2 separate regions of the Homo sapiens genome follow, and region 2 is linked to region 1. The links are chromatin loops, found by intact Hi-C in ENCODE. Cell type or tissue: dorsolateral prefrontal cortex. All regions are shown on one strand. Links, peaks and the distances in the headings refer to the core of each region. The heading gives the core; the rest is flanking DNA.

Region 1 (7,864 bases), core at 1,236-6,235:
TCTGCACTTCTGCACATTCCTTAATGAGCTGATTTTATGGCTTAACTCTCAGGACATCCTTAATTCCTTCATTTCCACAACCTTGAGGGGTCTGTTTTAGTCGCCCTTATGTGGGTAGAATCTTGGTTTTGATGGCACATGAAGGTGGGGAGGATTGTGGATTTGGGTGGCAGGCGGTGCCATTCTGAGTAGTGTGATAACAGGAGTCACTGTGAGGTGCTGTCGATACACACCTCAGAATCATTAGCTCCTTTAATCCTTCCCACAATCCTGTAAGGAAAGTACTAGTATATTTCCCAATTGACTGAATTCATTCCATCTTTATAACAATGTCTTAAAAGAACATCCAATGTCCCCGCTCCTGCTTTCTGCTGCTGCTGGTGGAGCCTGAAGATAAAGAGGGGGAGTCAAAGGGCTAAAGAGAAGCATAATATATTCTTTAATAAGGAGAACTCTGATGAGCATATTCCTCATGCTTTCTTGTTCATATTACAGAGCATATTTTCATGAATGTGTTCTCCTTATGCCTCCTCAGCCCCCAGCCTGCCTCTCTAGTCCTGTCTCCCCGGCTCTTCCCTCAGCTTCCCTCTCTCTGGGTACTTCAGTCTTCAGTCGAAGAGCAGAGTGCTAAGGCAGACACAAGTTGCATATTTCATAAAATCCTATTATGTAGACAAGATGAAAGCTGGCTAATGAGAACAGAATACTTAAAAGAATCAGATAATTTGGTGGCTCGCTCATTTGGCAGGATGGCTCCCAGTGTACTGGGCAAACTTAGCCATTTGGCTTGACTTTTGACTGTCTTTAGGTAAAGTAACCAGGGCTTGTTTTCCAAATAAGGAAAGCAGAAGCTAGAGAGGCTGAGGAAGTTGCTGGATGTCACAATAACAACGGTTAGATCGACTATTCTACAAAAGTCTGTCTGAAGCTGAGTTGGTGTCTTTGTGCCATTCAGCAGGATAAGAGCACAGGAGAGAAGACAGGATAGAACTCAGAATGGCTCTTGGTGTAGCTGAAGAACTGCTTGTGGAGGCGGGGGGATCCTTGATTTTTAGGCACCAAAAAGTCAGATACTAGGCCAGGTACAGTGGCTCACACCTGTAATCCCAGCACTTTGGGAGGCTGAGGTGGGCGAATTGCTTGAGCCCAGGAGTTCAAGACCAGACTGGGCAACATGGTGAAACCTGGTCTCCACTAAAAATACAAAAAATTAGCTAGGTATGGTGGTGCACCCCTTTAGTCCCAGCCACTCAGGGGAGCTGAGGTGGGAGGATGGGTTGAGGCTTCAGTGGGCTGTGATCATGCCACTGCACTCCAGCCTGGGCAACAGAGTGAGACCCTGTCTCAAAAAAGTTTTAAAAAAAGTCAAATACTATGAATGCCAGAAAGGAGAGAAAATAATTGAGGAGCAATTAGAAAAACTTAATTTATTGTAAGAAAATACACAATGCAAGGTGTGATGCTCTGTGGCTCCTGTCACTTGGCACCAGTGGCGAGGATACAGCAGGGACAGGTGGGGACTGAGGTGAGCTGAAGGGAGGGCCGTATCAGTGTTGTTGATTCTGTAATTTTTCAAAAACAGCTAGAAATCCTGATTTTGATATTAAATCTCCCAAGTCGTAAGTGTAACTTCAAATTAATTCATACTGGCTCAGGATATCGGTGGCCTCGACAGTTGGTTGGCATGAAACCATCACTAAATCCCAAAGCTGGGTGAAAAGTACTGTGCTGTGGGGGATGAAAATTCTGACTACAGTGAAGAATAGATGAAGAGGTCAAGAAGTACTTACAAGAATAACATTTTACCACTAAAAAGAAATCCATTTCAACTATGTCACCCCCTGCACTTGGAGTGAATAATTTAAAGTACAGGTTTTGGAACCAGAAAAGTCTGTTGCTGAATCCCAGCTCTACCACTGATTTGCTCTGCAACCCACAGCAAATCGATCAACCTTTCAGTGCCTTTGTTTCCTCACACCTTAATTCCTGAGCTTTCAATGCAATAAGATATATGAAAAGCAAGATAAGGAGCAGATGGAAGGTTCTTAAACAATGGTACTTGCTAAAATAGCAATACTGAGAATTATCATTGTGATAATAATGATAACTATTATCAGTAAATTTATAAACCTCGAGGAACGCTCTACTGGGAACTCGGTTTCTAAAAGTTATTTTCCTGGGTGTTTTTTCCATGAGGATGATGAGGCATTTTGGTCTTACTTTTTCATTTCATTATCCTTACATTTAGAAGTCACAAAGCCTAACCCATATATATATACATATTAGCAAATATATACATGTATTTTTATTTCTGTCTGCAAAGCATTCAGGGAACTCAAGTAATCCATTGAAATTCAAACCCAGTGGGAATTTCTGACACTGGACTTTAACAGCTTAAGGCATCTCAAAAAGCTTCTATCTACTGACCTTTAAGGGAAGGTGTGCTTTGGGAGGATTCACACAGAATTCAGCCACTTTCTGATGCACAGGGCTTCTTAATTCCATTCTTCATCCCTTCCTGATTGTGCATGTCTTAGTGTGCTATTCAGCTTAGCCCAATCTGTAGTCATTGCCGGCAATGAGAAAAGTGGTCGTTCTTAAGGTTCTCCCCCAAGGACCTGCACACACACATGCACACCCTCCCCCACGCCCATGCTATGGCTAAAGCTAAACAGCTTGTACTAAGAGCTGGGTAAGGGTGTGTGTGTGAAATAGTAACCCTTGTGTTTTGGAAAGAGTAAGAAATTCTCTCAACACAGTCCCATGTTGCCCTAGGTCATCCCAATAGAGAGAAAGCTGATCTGCTACAAATGTGGCTGGCACCCAGGAATATAGGGTTTGGGGCTTCCAAGGCAGCTGATGACAAATGTCCAGGACCCTCACCTCATTCCTGACTCAGTTTCCACCTCCCCAGGCTCTCCGCACCAGCTCCAAGCTTTTAGGTTTTGCATCCTAACTCTTTTTTTGTTTTTATTTTGAGACAGAGTTTTGCTTGTCCCTCAGGCTGGAGTGCAGTGGTGCAATCTCAGCTCACTGCAACCTCTGCCTCCAGGGTTCAAGCAATTCTCCTACCTCAGCCTCCCGAGTAGCTGGGACTACAGGCACTCGCCACCATGCCCTGCTAAAATTTTTTTTTGGTTTTTGTGGAGACAAGGTCTCACCATGTTGGCCAGGCTGGTCTCAAACTCCTGACCTCAAGGGATCTGCCCTCCTCAGCCTCCCAAAATGCTGGGATTACAGGCATGAGCCACCACACCCAGCCATGCATCCTAATTCTAGCCCAGTTCAGACATAGTATGACAGCCCTGGTTTCTCCTGATGAGCTTTGGACCCTTGTAATACATGCTGTGGGTGCCCCACAGTGATCTTTCCCATGCACATGGACCCCATATGTCAATTGCCAGCAGCTGCAACTTGCTGCCCAAAGCAGGCTTTCTCAGGCTTCTTAAGCCCATTAAGCTGTTGCAAAGAGCAAGTTGTGCTGGAAAGTTAAGCCCCACTCCCCAGCAGCCATGACCACTGGTGGGTGGGAGTTGGGGTGGATAAATACCTCAACTTCCTCACCCTTTGCTGGGGGGGACAATGCTGAGGCATGCTCCACCCTGACTCTTAAAGGTGCCCAGTGGGACTGAACTCTCACTGTTCTCAGGGTAACCTACACATTAAAGCCTGCTGCATCACTGTCTTCCTTTCTGTAACTCACTTCCCCACTGTCATACTGGTGTTTCCCAGAATCACCTCCAAATCAACTCCTTGTCTCAGGGTCTGCCTCTGGCAGCCCTCTTTCTTATTTTATGCAGTAACACAGTATTCACTAACCATCACTATATGTCAGACACAGTATTCATCTCACATCAACTCTTTGAGGCAGGTGCAGTGATCACTCGCACCTGACAAATGAGAAAATGGAGCCCACAGAACCAGCAAGTGGCAGAGTTAGGATTTGAATTCGAATCTTTCTGGTTCCAAAAGTCTTTCCTATCCCATCACATGATGCTCACCTGATTCTTTTCACTCTGGGTCTCTCCCCTGCCTGACCAAGCCCTGGCTACCAGGACAGAAATGGACGTGGCTGACCAGTTACTATGACACCAATTATCACCAGAAGTAGGAAATTGTAGTTCAGGAACCAATTGTGCTGAGACAGCTGGCTCCAGCCCACAGAGGCAGGCAGCACTATTATTTTAAGAATCCTCCTGGCCACAGAATAGCAGCCTTTGTGACTGTGGAGGTTGGCACAGGAACGGTGATGCCCGCCCTATTAACAGGCTGTGTAGGAAGACCCAATGGAAAAACCCAGCTTGGAGGCTCTCTAGTCTGTTTTGCCATGGAAACTTCTACTACTTGTAAGGAATAGAGAACTGACAATTTGGAAGTCTGGAGTCCAGTTCCCATCCTTCCCTTTATTGTCTGCATGGGTTTCAGATTCCTGCTTCCCTACACCAAACCTCAGTTTCATGGATTATATGTACTGAGCCTGCAAGCATAGGCCATTGTGGTCCCATCAACTGTAACATTAAGAACTGAGTGAATTTTAAGTGTTGGGTGCTTCATTTGGATGTTTCTCAATAATATTTGGTCTGTGGTTGACACCCAGGTCTTGGCAGTTGTCCAAGACCCAACTTCATCTTTGGACAAGGTGAAAAAATCATGGCTATGTTTCATCCAGATCAAAAGAACCACGTGATTGGCCAGGAATATATTTCTATTATGTACTCAGATTCTAGAAAAGATGGGCATTTGTTCATTCCTGCATTCAAATAACCCTTTAGAGTACACCCTTGTTCCAGGCCCTGAGCTTGGCATATGAATGCAAAAGTAGACAACACAGGACCCTTGATTTCAAGTGTCAGGAAATCCCACTGGAAAGTGATTAATGGGGATGAGTGACATTGAAAAAGATTTGGGATTTCTCTGCCACCCCTGAGTGCTGGTCTCCATAAATTCTCCTCTAGTAAGGCAATAAACCACAGCAGCTCTTTAGAGAAAGATAGGCACCATCCAGACTAGGACAACTAGGGCAAGTGCATCCAGTATTACAGAGGGGAGATGGGAGTTCCAGGGGAGAATCAGGAAGGACTTCCTCGAAGAGGTGATGTTTAGAAGATTCACAGGACTCAGCAGTTGAAGATAGAGAGAATGCTGCCACCAGACCAAATGTGTGCAAAGTCCTCCAGGGAGGAAACAGGGAAACCTGTTCAGGACACAGGTTGTTTCGGTTGGATGCAGCCGAGGCTCCCTAAAGACAAAAGGAGATGGGGAAAAGGCTGGAAATGACCATTCAGATCGTATGAGGAAGGTTCTGAATTCAGATGGAGGCATAGTCAATTCTGGAGAGGAGATTTAGTAGACGAACTCTACCAGTCAGCATTCTGAGTTGCAAGCAACAGAAATCCATTCCCACTAACTTTAGCAAAGAGAGGAATTTATTAGAAGAATGTAGTAAAGCCTGAAGATTTGAAAGAAAAGCTGACTAAGTGGGCCTCAGAAGATACAAGTATCGGGACATGTAGAAGGAAATAGTGGTAGTGAGTAATGAGCAGTGTATTAGTTAGGTATTGCTGCAATAAAGCTGCCTAACAAATAGTCCCCAAATCTTAGTGGTTCACAACAACAAACATTTCATTTTTCTTTTTCATTGGCCTGGAGATTGGCTGGCATGACTCTACTTCAGGCCACAGCTGAGTTTAGGTCTGTAATACGTATCTCTTTGTTCTCCCTGGACCAGGGGCTACCTGGGACTTTTATTTTCATAACAGAGGGCAGAAGAGCAAGCCAAACCACAGAAGAATATTTAAGGCCTGTGTTCTGATCAGGCTCAGTAATATTCCCTTGGCCAGGGCATGTCCTGGAGAAAGAGAAGGAAAAATAAGGAGGTGGGAGTCCATGGTTGGGGGTGGGTGGTGTCTGTGTGGGAAGGGGGTGGGGTTTCAAGGGAAAATGCTGTAACTACTAAATAGGGGCAGTGTTGCCAGTGGGATTGCAGTATACTGAAGTCCAGCAAGCCAGCTAGAGTCCCTTCCTCTACTCAGAATCTTAGTGACTCCAGAACTCTAGTTACTCCAGGTTTTCCTTACATCTGATGATGGATGCAGAACATCCTGGAAGTGTTAATATTATCCCCCAGCTTCACAGCGTGGGAGCCCCTGGAGTCTTTGTTTTGTTTTGTTTGAGATGGGGTCTTGCTGTGTTACCCAGGCTGGATTTGAATTCCTGAGCTCAAGCAGTCCTCCCACCTCTATCTCTCGAGTAGCTGGGATTACAGGTATGCATCACCACGCCCAGTACATATTCCTGCTCAGACCCAGGTGATAAAACTGAACTCGAAGGGAGCAGCCTGCATCCCCAAATGCTTGCATGAAGCCTCAAGCCTTGTGGCCCCCCAGAACTGACCAGGGTCCCAAGAGATCAGATCATGCAGGGGTTGTGGGGTAGGGGAGTTAAAACCTCTTTTCTGGATCCAAGTCGAAAGCATTCCACTTGCCATTGCCCCTCCGGATGGGGAGCAAAGCTCCCAAAGTTTGATGCTGAAGCCATCAGCCCTCCCCAACTCTGTGTCTGGGCCTCCGAGAGCCTGGGGTTCCTCTGGGAGGACAGCTTGGCGACTGCATCCTGCTAGGCGCTGCACCTTTGGCTGCTCTCTAGTTCAAACATAAAACTTTTTATTCCAACTGGTGATTTTCCTCTCTTGGCCAGGGCCAAGTCTTCTGTTTCTATAAGCAGAGCCCTGGTTGCTAGGTGACAGCCTCACTTCAGGTTCCAGAGGCAGCTAAAGCAGAAATGAACCAAAGAGATCTGAAGCCTTCACTTTAAAGACAAAATATGAAACCAAAAGAGAAAATAAGACCCTAAATTAATTGGAGAGTTACATAACAACCAGACATTGTTCTGATGCCCTCCCTACCATGCCGCCAAGACCAGTAGGATATATTTAAATGTATTATTTTTCAAAATAGGAAAAAAGTAGGAAGTTAAACTGATAAATATAGTTGGCTTTTGACTGAGAAAGGAAACTTCTAATTACATAGCTTTTCTAAGCCCCACAGATCAGATCTATACCTTCATTAGGCTTTGAGTCTTTGTGGAACTTATTAAAACAATTAAATCTGCAGAGAACTGCAGCCATCAGCATTTCTCACAGCTGTGCTGGGGATTTAAGCTTTTCATTAAAATTGGATGGAGGCTTGCAAATCAATAAGAAATAGATGAACATTCCAAGTGAAAAACGAGTAAAGAATGTGAATAGGCAATTCACAATAGAACCACAAGTGGCCAATAAACAAATAAAAAAATTGCCAAACTCATTAGCAGCTGAGGGAGTACATTAAAACAATAACGAGAACACATTTTTAATCTACTAAATGGCAAGTATTTTTTTAAATGATAATATACAGATGGGTGAATATACTATGGGTGAACTGCCATTTTGCTGTACTTGGTTAGAATGCAGTTAGAGAAGACCTTTCTAGAAAGCAATCTGGGCGCATATTGAAAGTCTTAAACATATGCACACCTTTTGGCTGAGCAATACGGTGCCCTTATTTACAAAAATGTTCTCATAGCATTATTGATAGAAATTTGAAAAAAAAATCTATCCAACAATGGAATATTAGCTAAATAAAAAGAAATCACTTAAATACATGCATAAGTATTCTCAGATTGTGAAAGGGAAAAAAAGCAGGTTATAAAATTCCATATATGTCATGAGTTCATTTTGTAAGTGAAAAAGAAGGTGGTATACACCTGCATAGAATACTATCAGCTGGATGTTCTAAAACGTTCTCAGCCCATGGAAACTTTAGTATCTCAGCAATTCTTTACAAAGCCCCTAGACACCCCTCGACATCCTCGCCCCACCAAATAA
Region 2 (6,321 bases), core at 1-5,000, 94 kb after region 1:
TGAGTGTCTGCAGCTTTTCCAGGTGCACAGTGCAAGCTGTCAGTGGAACTACCATTCTGGGGGCTGGAGGACAGTGGCCCTTTTCCCACAGCTCCTCTAAGCAGTGCCCCAATGGGGACTCAGTGTGGGAGCTCCAACCTCACATTCTCTTCCACACTACCCTAGCACAGGTTCTCCATGAGGGCTCCACTCCTGCAGCAAACTTCTGCCTGGACGTCCAGGCATTTCCGTACATCCTCTGAGATCTAGGCAAAGGTTCCCAAACCTCAATTCTTGACTTCTGCGCATCCCCAGGCCCAACACCACATGGAAGCTGCCAAGGCTTGGGGCTTGCACCCTCAGAAGTCATGGCCTGAGCTGTACCTTGGCCCCCTTTAACACCAGCTTGAGCTGGAACAGCAGCAGCTGGGATGCAGAGTGCCAAGTCCTGAGGCTGCACAGAGCAGCAGGGCCCTAGGTCCAGCCCACAAGACCATTTTTCCCTCTTAAGCTTCCAGGCCTGTGATAGAAGGGGCTGCCACCAAGATCTCTGACATGCCCTGGAGACATTTTCCCCATTGTCTTGGCTGTTAACATTTGCCTCCTCATTACATATGCAAATTTCTGCAGCCAGATTGAATTTCTGCTGAGAAAAATGGGTTTTTCTTTTCTATTGCATCATCAGGCTGCAAACTTTCCAAACTTTTATGCTCTGCTTCTGTTTTAAACATCAGTTACCATTTCAAAACATCTCTTTGTGAACACATAAATCCGAATGCTTTCAGAATAATCCAGGTCACATCTCGAATGCTTTGCTGCTTAGAAATTTATTCCACCAGATATCCTAAATCATCTCTCTCAAGTTCAAAGTTTCACAGATCTCTAGGGCAGTGGCAAAATGCCACTAGTCTCTTTGCTAAAGCACAGCATGAGCAAATTTTACTCCCGTTTACAATAAGTTCCTCATCTCCATCTAAGACCACCTCAGCCTGGACTTCATTGTTCACATCACTATCAGCATTTTGGTCAAAACCATTCAACAGGTCTCTAGGAAGTTCCAAACTTTCCCACATCTTCCTGTCTTCTTCTAAGCCCTCCATACTGTTCCAACCTCTGCCTGTTACCCAGTTCCGAAGCTGTGTCCACATTTTTGAGTATCTTTATAGCAGTACTCCACTCCTGGCACCAATTTACTATATTAGTCCATTCTGACACTGCTATAGAGACACCACCTGAGACTGGGTAATTTATGAACCAAGGAGGTTTAATTGACTTACAGTTCTACATGGCTGGGGAGGCCTCAGGAAACTTACAATCATGGCAGAAGACAAAAGAGAAGCAAGGACCTTCTTCACATGGTGGCAAGAGAGAGAAGTGAGAATACAGGAAAAAACTGCCACTTTTAAAACCAGATCTTGTGAGGATTCACTCACTATCACAAGAACAAAATGGGGGACACGGCCCCCATGATCCAATCACCTCCCTCCTTCAACAGGTGGGGATTACAGGTCCCTCCCTCGACATGTGGGGATTACAATTTGAGATGAGATTTGAGTGGGGACACGGAGCCAAACCATATTTTAGGGGCCCCTAAAGAAAGGATGAGGGTCTGAATGTTGGGGTAAGGCCACCCCTGAGGGAACATTAGGGGCCATGAAACATTCAGCAAATGGTTTATCAACTTGTATAAAAGCAATCTTCTCAACCTGCAAAGATAAGTCTTAGTGTTCACATCCACACATCAGTCCCTGGCCCCTGGCCGAAGTAAAATCTCCAAAGCCAAACACCTGCCCCATTTATCAAGGATCCTAGGACTGTGCAAGTCTCTTAGCCACGTGGCCAGCAGGAGATTCATTGCCTGTGGACAGGGGTAATACAAGTGAAGAATATTTTAAACTCTGGAACATGTCTCAAGTTGATGGAAGCTGAAAGTTCAACCATTGTAGCTTGCATTTTCCCATAAGTAGATGCTGAGCAAAAGCTTTGAGGGCCAGTGATTTATTTGGGAGGTGATCCCAGGAAACATAGATATGAAAATGAAGAAGTGAGACAGGGCAGAGAATTTCCACCACTAAAGGGCACATTTCTGCACATGCTACCATCAAGGGCCACTGGAGTTGGGTCCTACTGGGGAACTCCAGGAGCCAACATAGAACATGGCCTGTGAACCTCTGGAAGGATGGGAGAGCTGAGTTAACTCTCCACCAATTCCCATTAGTTATTGGTTGAGGGCTGCTCCCACAGGGCAATAATCCTCCAACACTTGAAACCTGGGTCCCCACTCCAGAAAGAACACTGGAGCAAAGAGTCACAGGGGCAGGGAGCTGGAAGTCAGGCCAACCCTGGAGAATAGATGTGGGCAGGGCACCCAGCATCTGATAAAGCATCTATGTTAATATTTGCAGGCCTGCTGTGTAAAGGCAAGCTCTTCCCAATCACACTGCCTATGGTATGGTCCTTTTTAAAGCAAGAAAGAAAATAGTTACGAGCAGAAGAAAAAGAAACATAACACATCCATGAAACCAGCAGCATCTCTAAACCAACCCTGTAGGGCCATCTGTGTCTTCTCAAGGAAAACAGATTGCTTTGTAAGTTCCAGGGCTTTGGCTGATAACAAACCCCGCTCCTGGCTTCTGATTTTCTCGGCTGTGTGCACAGTACATGCGTATGCCTTTAGCAGCCTGGCACCTCTCGCAGCAATTAGGGCTGCCAAGAAATAGCTGCACTTTCTCTCCTGCTCTCTGCATCCATAATTTATCTTTAAAATTAGCATCTCATCATACAAGGGGTCGTCCACAGGGAGCCCAGAATAAACCTCCTGCAACTTTATCGTTTTAGTGGACTTGAGCTTTTAGTGTTGTTTTCCCTCTGCTTTTACCTCAAGAAGCCACTGTTCTCATAAAAGAGAGTGAGTGATGGCACTCCGGAGCCTTGGGATGGACTTACATAACCGGGATAGTCCCAAGATGCCTGTCACCTCTATACCACCCTCCCATGGGCTGTTTCTTCCTCAATGTCTTATTCAGAGACCAGCCTTTTTGTTCTAAGAGCTGAAAGTGGAAAATGACCAAAAATGCAAATTTTCTTGATCCTAAGGCCTCATCTCACATGGCTGTAGTTTAGCCCCTTCAGACCTCACAATGTTCTAGGGACTGATTCCTATCCACCTCATTTGACAGTTGTACAAATGCAGGGTCACAAAACCACAGTTACTTGCTCTAAGTTACACAGAGAGTGGATGGGAGACCTAGGACTCAAATCTAGTATCATTTTCACTATGAAATTCCCAGGGTCAGAGAGGAAAGAGAACAGTGTCTGGCATGGAAAAAAGAACATATTTCTTGAGCATTTCTCCAGGGCAAAATATTTGTATGTCTTGGTGTACATGTTTCCCCAAAACCAAGAACAAAAGAGTTACACTTGTGTGTTTTTGCAGTTTGAGAATGTAATAGGGTCTTTCCTGAGGTTTGTGCTTAGGGGCTGTGGGAGACACTGTTGATGCTGCACCCCAGGGCCCCTCCACCCACTCTGGTTCACCTGCAGCTGCAGGAGACTATTTCAAGACAGGCTTCTGTCTTCCCACACTGAGTAGCAGCACCTTTCTCCTCTGCCTGTCTTAGCACTAGCAGGCCTCTCCCAACCCTGCCTGCTGGAGTAACCCTCAAACAATAGGAGGTAGAGGCCATGGATAAATGCTCCAGTGGGACAATTCTAGGGCATTCATCTTCTCAAAGGAGCCCAGGCAGGACTGAGCCCCAGTTGTCACCAGCAGTCACCTGCTTGTTAACTCACAAGTTATTGACTTTTCTCGCTTTCCTGTCTCACTTTCCACCTCCTCAGTTCAGCTCTCTGGGGTGCTCTCCCAAATATACCACCTGCATCTAGGTCTTCATCTAACAGTCTGGTTTTCTTGTGGGGTTGTGGGGAGGTATGCAAAGCAAGACAGAGACCCAAAATGTAAACCAAGATTCTTGTTTGAAGACTGAGTCTCTTTCCTCTCAACTTCAAGCTCCAGCAACTTACATAAGAAATGCAATCTGGCAGATAAAAATCACTTTCTCACTCCTCTTCAAGTTCTCAGTAGACCCTGCACCCAGCACTCAGAAGCCCTTCATTCATCTGGAGGCCCGTCTGTTGCCAGCCATCTCTGGGGATGTTGAGGAAGATGGTAAACAATCTCCTTCCTTTGCTCATCATTCTGGATGCTAGGAAAATATGTGCACAGACCCCTCATTTCCAAGCTGCCAACTTTTAGCATTTCATTTCGTTGCACATGCTGGAGGTTCATGCTATTCCTTAAGGAATGGATGTTTTAAAAATCTAAATAGAACTTTTACTTTCATGGTAAAATTCCTGCCATCCAAATACCATTTCTCTTCAGCATGACATTTTTTTCTCTTTTTCTTGTGGTGACTTTCTCCACCAACATGCCCTTTGGGCACTGCTCAGCATTATCCTTATGCAAAGTAGCCCCAGACTTGCTTTTTCTAAAACCCTGGACCTCCAGAGAACTTCCCACGCTGGCACTGTCCACCTCCCTGCTGAAATCTGGGAACTTGCTTTCTACCCTTGGCTCTTAGGCTTGTCTAGGAGAAGCCAAGCACAGGTTGATTGGTGTGGTCTGGCCTAATGGTCAATAGTTAGCACAGTGAGGAGGAAGAACAGATGTGTTCAGTGATCTTTCTACACCACTTCTCTGTCTTGGTGACCATGTTCTGGCCCCATTCCCCTAGACCCCCACACTGCATCCCATTTTGCTGGAGCCCCTGCCTTCAATCCCTGATCCAAACTTTTGCTCTTCTACTTTCCCTATGTTGAGTTATCATGGCAGGAAACAGGTGGAGTGTGATGTCCATACTTTTAAGATCTGGATTCCTATCCCCATCTGACTCCACAACCACTTTTGACAACAGATATTTCACACTCTTCCTTTATCATCCTAAAATGGCATTTATAGTGGTTATAATATACCTACTAACAAAGGCTGTCTCCTTGACCAAACTCTAGCCAGGTTCCTCTGAGCCCTTCTCAACTAGGCCCCAACCTTGGCCTATAAAGACTTGAACAAGCACTAACATAGTTCCTAACAGCTCAAGGCCACATTCTTAGGATACCTCTACCTTCCTTCCCTCTTAAAGTGCCTCCCTGAGAAAACTCAAGGTCGCTAAAAGAATTTACTGTAAGAGCCTGACTTTGAAAAGTACCAGTTTACAAGCCCAGATGGGTTTCAAATGGACCATTGCACCCCCCACCATCACCTGTGTCCCACTTTTTGTAATTTTTCATTTTCCTGACTCTATTGAAATCCTGCTTAACCTCCTTCCTATTCCCTCTTCTCCCTTTAAAACATCCGGTCACCTCTCTACAAATTCAAATTGCATTCAGTTCACGCTTGACTCTTTTCCCTATTGCAATAAAATATCACTGATTAAAACCTGTCCTTATCACCTTAACTACTGTCCAGTTTTGTTTATCTTTGATGCTATACCCACGATATTTTTAAAAATCAATATAATGCCCAAATATAATATAAATATTGATATGGTTTGGCTCTGTGTCCCCACTCAAATCTCATCTTGAATTGTAACTCCCATAATTCCCACATGTCCAGGGAGGAACCCAGTGGGAGGTGATTGAATTATGGGGGTGGCTCTTTCCTGCACTGTTCTGGTAACAGTGAATGGGTCTCATGATATTTCATGGTTTTAAAAAACGGGAGTTTGCCTACATAAGCTCTCTCTTTGCCTGCTGCCATTCATGTAAGATGTGACTTGCTCCTCCTTGCCTTCTGCCATGATTGTGGGGCTTCCCCAGCCACTTGGAACTGTAAATCCAATTAAACCTCTTTCTTTTGTAAATTTCCCAGTCTCAGGTATGTCTTTATAAGCAGTGTGAAAATGGACTAATACAAATATAAAATACATTCTATAATAAAAGGGCTGAGAAAAAAAAAGATAAAGATGCTCTCTTTGACAGTTGGGAACAACTGCCAAAGAGAGCAACTTGGCAATATTCACCAACATGCTAAATGTACATATGCTTTAACTCAGCAGTTCCACTTCCAGAAACTCATCCCATAGGTAAACTTGTGCATGTACAGAATGATGTATATTCAAGAAGCATTGGTTATAATTGGAAAATATTGGAAGCTACTTAAATTTCTATGAATAGGGCCCTGGCTAGATGAATTCAGGTACACCCATACAATGGAATAGTTTACAGATATTGAGGTAGAATTATGCTAACAGTATAAACTGACCTAACTCAAATACATATTTTAAGTGAAAAAAGTAAAATAGAGAACATTTTGTATTTTATGCTTCCATTTGGAGACTGTGTGTG

What was found. Hi-C counts contacts between places; a loop is a spot of excess contacts. Peaks named below come from ENCODE experiments on the same cell type or tissue, not always from the same donor. Only the 100,000 strongest peaks of a DNase experiment are listed, where the experiment ranks them.
Region 2: it touches region 1 in a loop (2.1-fold over the local background); 2 of 110 quality-filtered maps call a loop at or near these places.

The regions. Positions count from the first base shown.
Region 1 is chr3:42,368,323-42,376,186 of GRCh38, reverse strand. It overlaps a transcript of LYZL4 not described here. Among named protein-coding and RNA genes, the nearest start is that of LYZL4, 38 kb to the left of the region's middle. RefSeq lists an enhancer at 5,920-6,548. In dorsolateral prefrontal cortex, for the core only: no CTCF peak of the experiment used is centred there; a DNase peak (open chromatin) is centred at 4,216; H3K4me3 peaks cover 6 bases; H3K27ac peaks cover 2,793 bases.
Region 2 is chr3:42,274,142-42,280,462 of GRCh38, reverse strand. No RefSeq gene overlaps it. Among named protein-coding and RNA genes, the nearest start is that of CCK, 11 kb to the right of the region's middle. In dorsolateral prefrontal cortex, for the core only: no CTCF peak of the experiment used is centred there; a DNase peak (open chromatin) is centred at 2,622; H3K27ac peaks cover 3,723 bases.